2 separate regions of the Homo sapiens genome follow, and region 2 is linked to region 1. The links are chromatin contacts, found by Hi-C or POLR2A ChIA-PET in ENCODE. All regions are on one chromosome and are shown on one strand. The core of a region is the stretch at or near the end of the contact, and the rest is flanking DNA. Distances in the headings are between cores, read along the strand shown. Region 1 holds the start of TSPAN14 (tetraspanin 14). Region 2 has its middle 33 kb from the start of GRID1.

Region 1 (4,103 bases), core at 1,476-3,975:
GGAACACTGCCCTCATCATGTTCACCAATTGCCTTCATGTTGCCAGAGCCAACAGGTCCCAGTCCTCATCTTACCTGATCTCTAAGCAGTGTCTAACACAGCTGACAACTGCTTTCTGGAAACATTTTCTCAGTCTCTGGGATACTCCTGATTCTCCTTCTGCCTCCCCAGTCTCTTTTTCAGTCTTCTTGCCTGCTTTGGTTCCCCTGGGTCCCTCCTGAACTCTCTCCTCTTCTGCATCTACTCCCTCACCCTGTGTGTCCTTCTCAGATCCCGTGGCCTTGAGCATCTTTATGCTGATGTATCCCAAAGCCCCTCTCCCGCCCTGGCCTCTCTTCTGAGTTCCTAGTGATGAGATAACCCCGCTGGTTCTCTAACAGGCATCTGAAGCTCCATGTGGCTTGAACAGAATTCCTGATGTAACTCCCTGAGATGTGGTTCATGCTTTTTGATCCAATAAATGAAGCACTATCCACCCACTTACCCCAGCCAGAAACTTGAGTTATCTTTGGTTTCTCCATTTCCTGCCCCCATGTCCTTCCTATCAATGTGTCCTCTTAAGTCCAAAATAGCATCTCTCAACTACTCATCTTAGCATGACCACCACTTTGGTTCAAACCACCATCATCTTTGGCCTGGATTGTGGCAAGCCTAATTGGCTCCCTGCTTTTATTTTTGCCTGACACCCACACACAGCCTTAAATCAGAACATGTTAGTCTTCTGCATAAAACCCTTCCAAGGCTCAACAAAGTCTCCATTCTTTGACACAGCCCACAGGCCCTGCATGCTTTGGCCCCCACCCACCTTCTCACTCCATCCTGGGCCTCTTCCCCTAGGCTTAAAACTTCAGCCACACTGATTTTCTTTCAGTTCCCTGACCCATCCAGAACTTACCCTGAAAAGGCACCTACTGCTCTCAGCGAGGAATGTCTCTGCCCAACTTTTCCCAAGGCTAACTCCTTACTCTTTTGACTTCAATTTCAGCATCGCCTCCTCACTTTCCCTGACTGCTTCATCTAAGGTAGCTTTTATTCTCTATTCTAGCCCCTTGTTTTTGTCCCAGCCTTTACTTCAACTTGTGATTATGTATTTGTCTTCTCCACTAAAAATTAACTTTATTGGGCAAAAGGCCTCAGCTGTCTTGTTCACTGAAGTATCCCACCATGCACACAGGGCCTGGCATATTATCAGGCACTCAGACAAACACTCACTATCTGCTGAATGAATGGACAGGTTCCCAGGGAGTTTCCAGAGCTGCCTGGGCTGTCACAGACAGGTTGCATCCCTCTTAATTAAACAAACAAATAAAATTAGCCAGGCACCGTGGCTCATGCGTGTAATTCCAGCACTCTGGGAGGCAGAGGCGGAAGGATTGCTTAAGCCCAGGAATTTAAGACCATCACTGGCAACACAGCAAGATCTCGTCTCTACAAAAAAAAAAAAAAAAAAATTAGCTAGGTGTGGTGGCCTGCACCTGTGGTCCCAGCTACTTGGGGAAGCTGAGGCGGGAGGTCGAGGCTGCAGTGAGCCATGGTCATGCCACTGCACTCCAGCCTGGGTGACAAAGCGATACCTTAGCTCAAAAAACAACCCAAACAAACCTGGGAATGGACTGAACAGTCTCCATTTCAAGATTTCCTCCTTCCATTGGAATTAACCTGTTGGTTGCTTGTACTGGCATGTGGCAACCAGTCTTAGCCCAGTTTTAATAGATCCCTGTTTGGTGTTACTCAACAGAGAAGACCACTCGGCCCTCAGCCACCGAATAAGTTTAAGAAACAGAGGTGTGGCATGCTTCATTCTACAGGTAGGGAGGCTGAGGCTGGGGAGCCGCCCCTGGCTATCCCTGGAAACCCCTCTACCCCACAGGAATCGTCCCAGCCATCTCTTTAGCGTAAAGGTGAGGAACAAATCTCAGCCACGATCCAAAGAGGGGCGCCACCCCTGGCTGTCCCTGGAAACCCCCCTACACCACAAGAATCGTCCCAGCCACCTCTTTAGCGTAAAGGTTAGGAAGAAATCTCAGCCACGATCCAAAGAAAGCTTGGTATTTTTAGCACCAAGGCCAGAAGGAGCGTGTCCTTACTCCTTGGTTTACAAAGAAATAAAAACCTTTTCCCCATCCTTCTTTTGATTGAAGACTACCCCCGCCCCCAGGCTCCAAAGCCGGGCAGGAACGCCTCTTATCTCCACCACAGCCATTTTCCTAATCCTTCGCCCGCTCTCCACGGTCATCCCGTGTATCCCTCGAGACGCCGCCTCCCACAGCTCGTGCTTCTCCCAGGTTCGGCTCCGACAAGGCCAGAGCGGCGTCTGCGCAGCGCAACGGCTCAGAGCGCTCCCGGCGGCTACAAGTGCCCGGCCCCGGGCCAGGCCCGGCCTGCGCCGCGCACCCACTGGGAGGGCGCGGACCGGGGCCGCCCCAAGCCTCCGGCACCGCCCAGAGCGGGACAAAGGGGCGGGCCGGCGACCCGGCCTCGCGGTCCCCGGTGCCGCGCGGGCCGGGAGGCGGGGTGCGGTGGGGGAGGGGCGAGGCGGCTGGGGGAGGGGCGGGGCCAGGGCGGGCCCAGGCGCCCGGGGCCGCACCGGGCGGCGCAGGGAAGCGGCGCCCCTTCCTCGGCAGACGGCAGGCGCCGCGCCTCCGGCCCCGCCCCTCCGCGCCCCTCCGCGCCCCGCCCCCGCCGCTCGGACGGCCCGAGTCGCGCCCTCCCGCCCCGCGCCGCGGAACTTGCTCTAACTTCCTCGGCCGAGCCGGGCCGCGCCGCCGCTGCCGCCGCCGCGCGCGGGTGAGTAGAGCGCGGAGACCTGGCTGGGGCGTCGGGCCCTGCCCCTTTCTTTGTCTGAGGCCGACTTCCCCGAGCGTTCTCCGGGGGCGAGGGCTGCTCCTTAGGTCCCTGTTTGGCCCCTCAGCCTCCCTCCCCGCCTGCCCAGGAGCGGCCCCGCGGGCGGCGCTGGCTTTGTCTGCCAGGATTGCTCGCTAGAGGTTGGAGGCCTCCGCCGGGACCCCGCTGAGCCGAACTCCGGCGCCGCGCGGACGAGAGCCGCGGCGGGCCCGGGGCCGGCACTCCTGGTTCGGTAGCCCTCGCCCCATCAGCGCGCCCCGGCGAGTGCGCGCCCGTGCCGGGCGGGGTGAGGGCGACGGGAGCCTGGACGGCCGCTGCTGCTCGGGGCTCTGCTTCTCGTCCCCAGCAGCGAGCTCGGGGATGGGCCACCCTTTCGGCTCAGTCACCCACCCTCGGCTCCCAGGAGATCGGGTCCGGGGTGGGGGTGGGCGTAGGCCGGGGCGGGCCGCCCCTTCCTCCTGCCCCGCCGTGGTTGTGCTCAGTCTCCCACGCCGCCGTGGGTCCCACTCTGCCCGGCTTGGGTTTGGGACGGCCGGAGTTTGAGTAGGCGGTGACCCAGCTTCTCCGCGTTAGTCGTGTGGGGTTGTGTTTGGGAGCAAAGCCTGACCCCTGACCTAGCCGGAGTTCTGGTAGAGTGAGGTTTGTGGCTGCGGACTGTGCTTGTCCCGGGCCGCTGCTGCTTCTCCTCCACCCCCAGGGGTGGGGTGCGGGTGGGTAGGAAGTGCCTGTGTGAGGGTGTGTGGAGGGACTTTGGCCCTGGGACCGCAGGAGCACTTGTCTTGGGGACTTAAAGTTGATCTCCGGCGAGAAACAGTCCGTGCTAGGGGGAGTCGGGGGAAGTCGTGGGCCCGGGTACTGGCCTGGGGCTGGGCGCAGAGCGGTGGTGAGTGCGGCGGTGTCACACACTCGTTGGCTGTGCTGGCGCTGCTATCCGGGAGGTCAGGCGGTGCTGGGCGGCTGTGCAGAGCATTGTATTGGAGCCTCTGCAGGTGTGCTCTTGGCAGTGGTCTGCTCTCCAGGGGATCTTCCTCCCTTCCGAGAGGGAGTTGCTCTTGGGCTAGTGAGAGAGTGGCCTGCCAAATCCTCAAAAGTAGCCTTCCCCTTGCCCCTTGACCTTGAAGTCCAGAAGCAGTTAGTGCCTGCTGAGTGCTCCGGCCACCCTTCTCTATTTGTGAAGGGAAACCTGGGGACAGGCCATCGGAGCACCCCTATGTCCTTGCCACATTTCAGCTAGCCGAGTGGTTGGTGGGGGCGGCCGT
Region 2 (3,705 bases), core at 534-3,033, 5.9 Mb after region 1:
AGAACACCTGAGTTCAGGGGTTTGAGACCAGCCTAGCCAACATGGTGAAACCCTGTCTCTACTAAAAATACAAAAATTAGCCAGGCATGGTGGCATGTGCCTGTAATCCCAGCTACTCGGGAGACTGAGGCAGGAGAATCGCTTGAACCCAGGAGGCAGAGGTTGCAGTGAGCCAAGATTGTGCCACTGCACTCCAGCCTGGGCAACAGAGCAAGACTCTGTCTCAAAAAAAAAAAAAAAAAAATGGGGGGGATAAAAATAACATATGCAGAAAGAAAAAGTTTTAGGTGTTTTCAGAAATTATAGCTAGTTATGGTATTGATATTGTTATTCTGAACCTGTAAGTATATAAATTGAAATAAAACAAATGACTAATTGGATTCTAATTCAGTTATTCCTGGTGTCCTTAAGAACCAGGATTCCCAGTGTGGAAGAAAAGAAATACAGGTGTAATCAAGAAGTCCTCCACTTAACGTAGTTACATCAGTATAAATTCCCAGTGTATTTTATCATATATGTAATTTACAGCTCCTCCATTGAAAAGACCTAGAAACAAAGATCAACCAAGAAGTGAAGAGGATTCCTAGCACCCCAAACTGGTAAGATGTCTTGTCATTCCAGATAACAAGGAAGTGTTCAAAGGCTACTAGGGTCACATCTAAAGGACCCAAGGATTAACCTGAAGGGCTCCAGCTGCCCAAAGAGGGGACAATTTGTATGTTACTACTGACAGTAACTGCAACGTATTGAAATCCATCTAGCACATTTAAATCCTTGGCATCGTGATGGTATATTTTTTTAACTCTTCATTTTGGGAGGATGACAGGGTAGCAATTCGTCATCTTGAAAACGGATAAATAAATGCAAAGAAACAAGCATTTACCCGCCTTTCCTCTGTGAACGGTTCCACTGGGTAACCAAATAGCAGATGAGGAGAAGAGTCTCTTTATAAAATCAACCCAGATGATAAATGAAAAATAAATTATATAATTAGTATATCACCATTTTCATCCCCCAGTGAATTAATGAATGTAAGCATTGGACATCGTCTCTCCTCAGATCTCAAAAAATAGAGACAACCAGACATTATGTGCCTCCTGACAAAACAGCACTCCACCACCTGGAGTCTCACCAAAAATCTTGAACCTGAGTCTGATCAAGCCTTTGGATCCAGCTGTCAATTTGCAGGAAATGCAGAAAACAGGGAGATGTGTTGAACTGCACCAGGAGAATGCAATCAGTGAAATCCAGACTAGAAATCTCTTCAGATTCTTCCAAGGATACATTGCAAGGAAAAGAAAGTGATGGAGAAAGAAACTACAAATTAAAGAGACTTAAAATATATTAACAAAATGAGCAAGTCTAATTTATAGCCTCTAGAGAGGCGAACTTGGGTGACAACAATTTTTTAAAAACTCGGGTAAGTAATTACTATGAAAGGCAGGAGAGTGGCTACTTTGGGAAGGAGGGAGTCGAGTGAAATCGGGAAGGAGCACGGGTAAGGTATTCTGGGGGAAAGTACTGTTTCTTGGCTTGGGTAGTGGTTACAAAGGTGTTCATTTGATAATAATTCACAAATCTTCACATTTGTGTGGCTTTCTGTGTATTGGCGATTGAATTCAAACTCAGAACTGCTAAGGCCAGCGCCCAAGGCAGCCGACCGCAGAGGCGGGTGGGCAGAGTGGATGAAAAGCAGGCGCTCGGGCCTCCAGGCCTGGCGGGGACAGGAATGTGTTCCGGGCCCCTTGCAGGAGACGCACTGCAGGGGGCGCTGCGGGCACACTGAGACCTCGGAGAGGATCACAGCTCCTGGACCTAGCCCGCGACGCGCCCAGAAGCCTCTATCGCATTCAACTCAGAGCACGACCGCTCGGGAGGAGCGGGCCCATCCAGCCCAGGGGAGGGACCAGGCCGACTTCCGCGCAATGAGCCCTAGGCGGCCGCGCAGCGGTGCAGTGGGCGCGGAGCTGGCAATCAGCGACGACCCGCGGCTGCGGCCCTGCGGGAGCTGCACCATGCGGTCCGGGGCGAGTCGGCTGACACGCGCGCTCACGGCGAGTGGAGCCGGGAATCCAGACCCCAGACGCACGGCCGAGGACCGGCAGAACCCGCTGGATTGGCAGCTCAGGAGCGGGAGGGCGGAGGCGGCGGGCGGGGCCGCTGGAGGCCTGCAATCCCAGCGCATCCCGGGGAAGACCGCCCGCCGGTGTCCGTGTGGCCCCGCGCTCCTGGGGTGGGGCCCGCCTCGTCACCCCGCCCCGTCTGTCTCCTGGTCTCGGCTCGCCGCCGCCTCCGATGAACCTTCTCGGCCTTCCGCCGAGCTCGCCTGAGCGCGCTCCTAACCTGGCTCTGGGCTCCGCCGCTGGTCGCACGGGGATTGTGTCGGCCTCGCCCCCTCCCGCTCCTCCCACACCCTCACCTTCCAGGCGGGGAGGAAGGGCTGCAGCCCCACGGCCGCCGGAACGCCCTCCCGACCCAGGGAGAATCAAGGCCAGGGCTCTCCACCGCCCCTTCCATATCCGGGTCCCCGAGGCGGGCTAGGGTCTGTGGTTTGGGGACAGAAGAGGTCGCGATTGGAGCTGGTGGGCTCCCCTAGGGGAGAGCAGGGAGTTGGAGACGCAGCTCGGCCGAGCTTTCCTTCGCCCACCCACTTTTCGGGTTGGAAGACTGAGGCAGCGGGCATGACTGGGGCCCCGCAGTGCCGGCGCCTCTGGAGGCAGAGAGAGCGCCTGGAAGGCGGCGCCGACGCCGCGGTGCGTCACTCGCCCACCTACTTACCAAAGCAGGTGACACTCGCAAACCCTGGCCCCGCGCCGCCCGCCCCAGGGTGCGGGGGAGAATAAAAAGGGCAGAAGACAGGAGTGGGGCCTAAGGGCGCGCGTGTCCCCCCGACCCCTAGCCTCCTCTCCAGGTGAGCGGCGCGCCCCACCCGGGCCTCCGAGGCCACCGCTGGGTAAAGGGAGCGAAGCCGAGGGGGGCGCCCGTGCTGGCTGGGGTCCGAGACCCGGTTTCCTCCGTGACCCAGCAAGTGTCGAGACGCGCCCAGGGACAGGAGCTGGACTTGGAGTCCACTAGGGGCAATCTCCCGCCCTTCCCGCTGCTCCGTGCCAGGCCCGAGCTTGTCTCGAGCCAGAAGGGCCAGCCTCGGAGGAGGTTACAGCGTCCGGGCGGCCGGACGGGAGCTGACAGCACACCCGTGGCCCTGAGCGGCGACGCGCCCTAGAAAGCCCGTGGGCCCGACCCCGCGGGGGGCCCTCCCCACCCCGCCCGGACGTCCTCCTCACGCCGATCCTTTCCCTCTTTCTTCCCCTTGGACCTCTGTCCTCAACTTTCTTCTGTCCCTTTCCTCGAAGGACACCTCTCCCAGGACTGGGGCCGCGCTCCAGGGCTCCCCCTCCCCCGCCACCCGCGCAGCCCGGCATATGCCTCGACCCAGCACCCGGGCCTCAGAGGAGCTGGGGTGAGGCCTGGGACGTGACAGACTAGGTCCCTGCCCTCTGGGGCTTCCATTCCGTGGGGGAGCAGCAGAAACTGGCGCGTCTACCTTTGCCAGTAGCTAGGAGTGCCATGAGAACAAGGGAAGGGGTGGGAGGGCGTCGCCTACGGAGACGAAGGAAGGCCTCCCGCGCTCATCCGCCTCCGCCTTCGGAGCACTGTGCTTGGTGTCATAACTTTTTACTGAAAAAAAAATTTCAAAGAGAAAAT

What was found. A loop is a pair of places that touch in the nucleus more often than their neighbours do. ChIA-PET counts read pairs that join two places held with the same protein, here RNA polymerase II (POLR2A). Pooled maps may share reads with other maps.
Region 2: a loop to region 1 is called in a map with no recorded cell type, with 7 times the contacts of the local background. The contact joins the enhancer-like site here to the promoter of TSPAN14 in region 1. A Hi-C loop is called at or near these places in 1 of 168 maps with a recorded cell type or tissue (OCI-LY7), 3 of 37 single-sample maps with no recorded cell type and 8 of 50 pooled maps. POLR2A ChIA-PET finds 5 or more read pairs at or near these places in 1 of 52 experiments (naive thymus-derived CD8-positive, alpha-beta T cell).

What each region holds. Positions count from the first base shown.
Region 1 is chr10:80,451,585-80,455,687 of GRCh38, forward strand. It overlaps TSPAN14 (tetraspanin 14), which reads left to right and starts at 2,726. Exons shown (of 9, transcript NM_030927.4): 1 at 2,726-2,787. RefSeq lists enhancers at 2,082-2,291, 3,035-3,552, 3,502-3,761, 3,792-3,841 and a silencer at 2,322-3,371.
Region 2 is chr10:86,398,213-86,401,917 of GRCh38, forward strand. No RefSeq gene overlaps it. Among named protein-coding and RNA genes, the nearest start is that of GRID1, 33 kb to the left of the region's middle. RefSeq lists enhancers at 1,562-2,555, 1,619-1,668, 1,660-1,954, 1,759-1,808, 2,556-3,549 and silencers at 1,959-2,188, 2,199-2,248, 2,939-2,988, 3,059-3,108, 3,229-3,288. Within about 2 kb of position 1,784, at least 21 of the 41 ENCODE cell types and tissues checked have a DNase peak (open chromatin) inside an H3K27ac peak, as active enhancers do; they include OCI-LY7, where a contact is called at or near this core.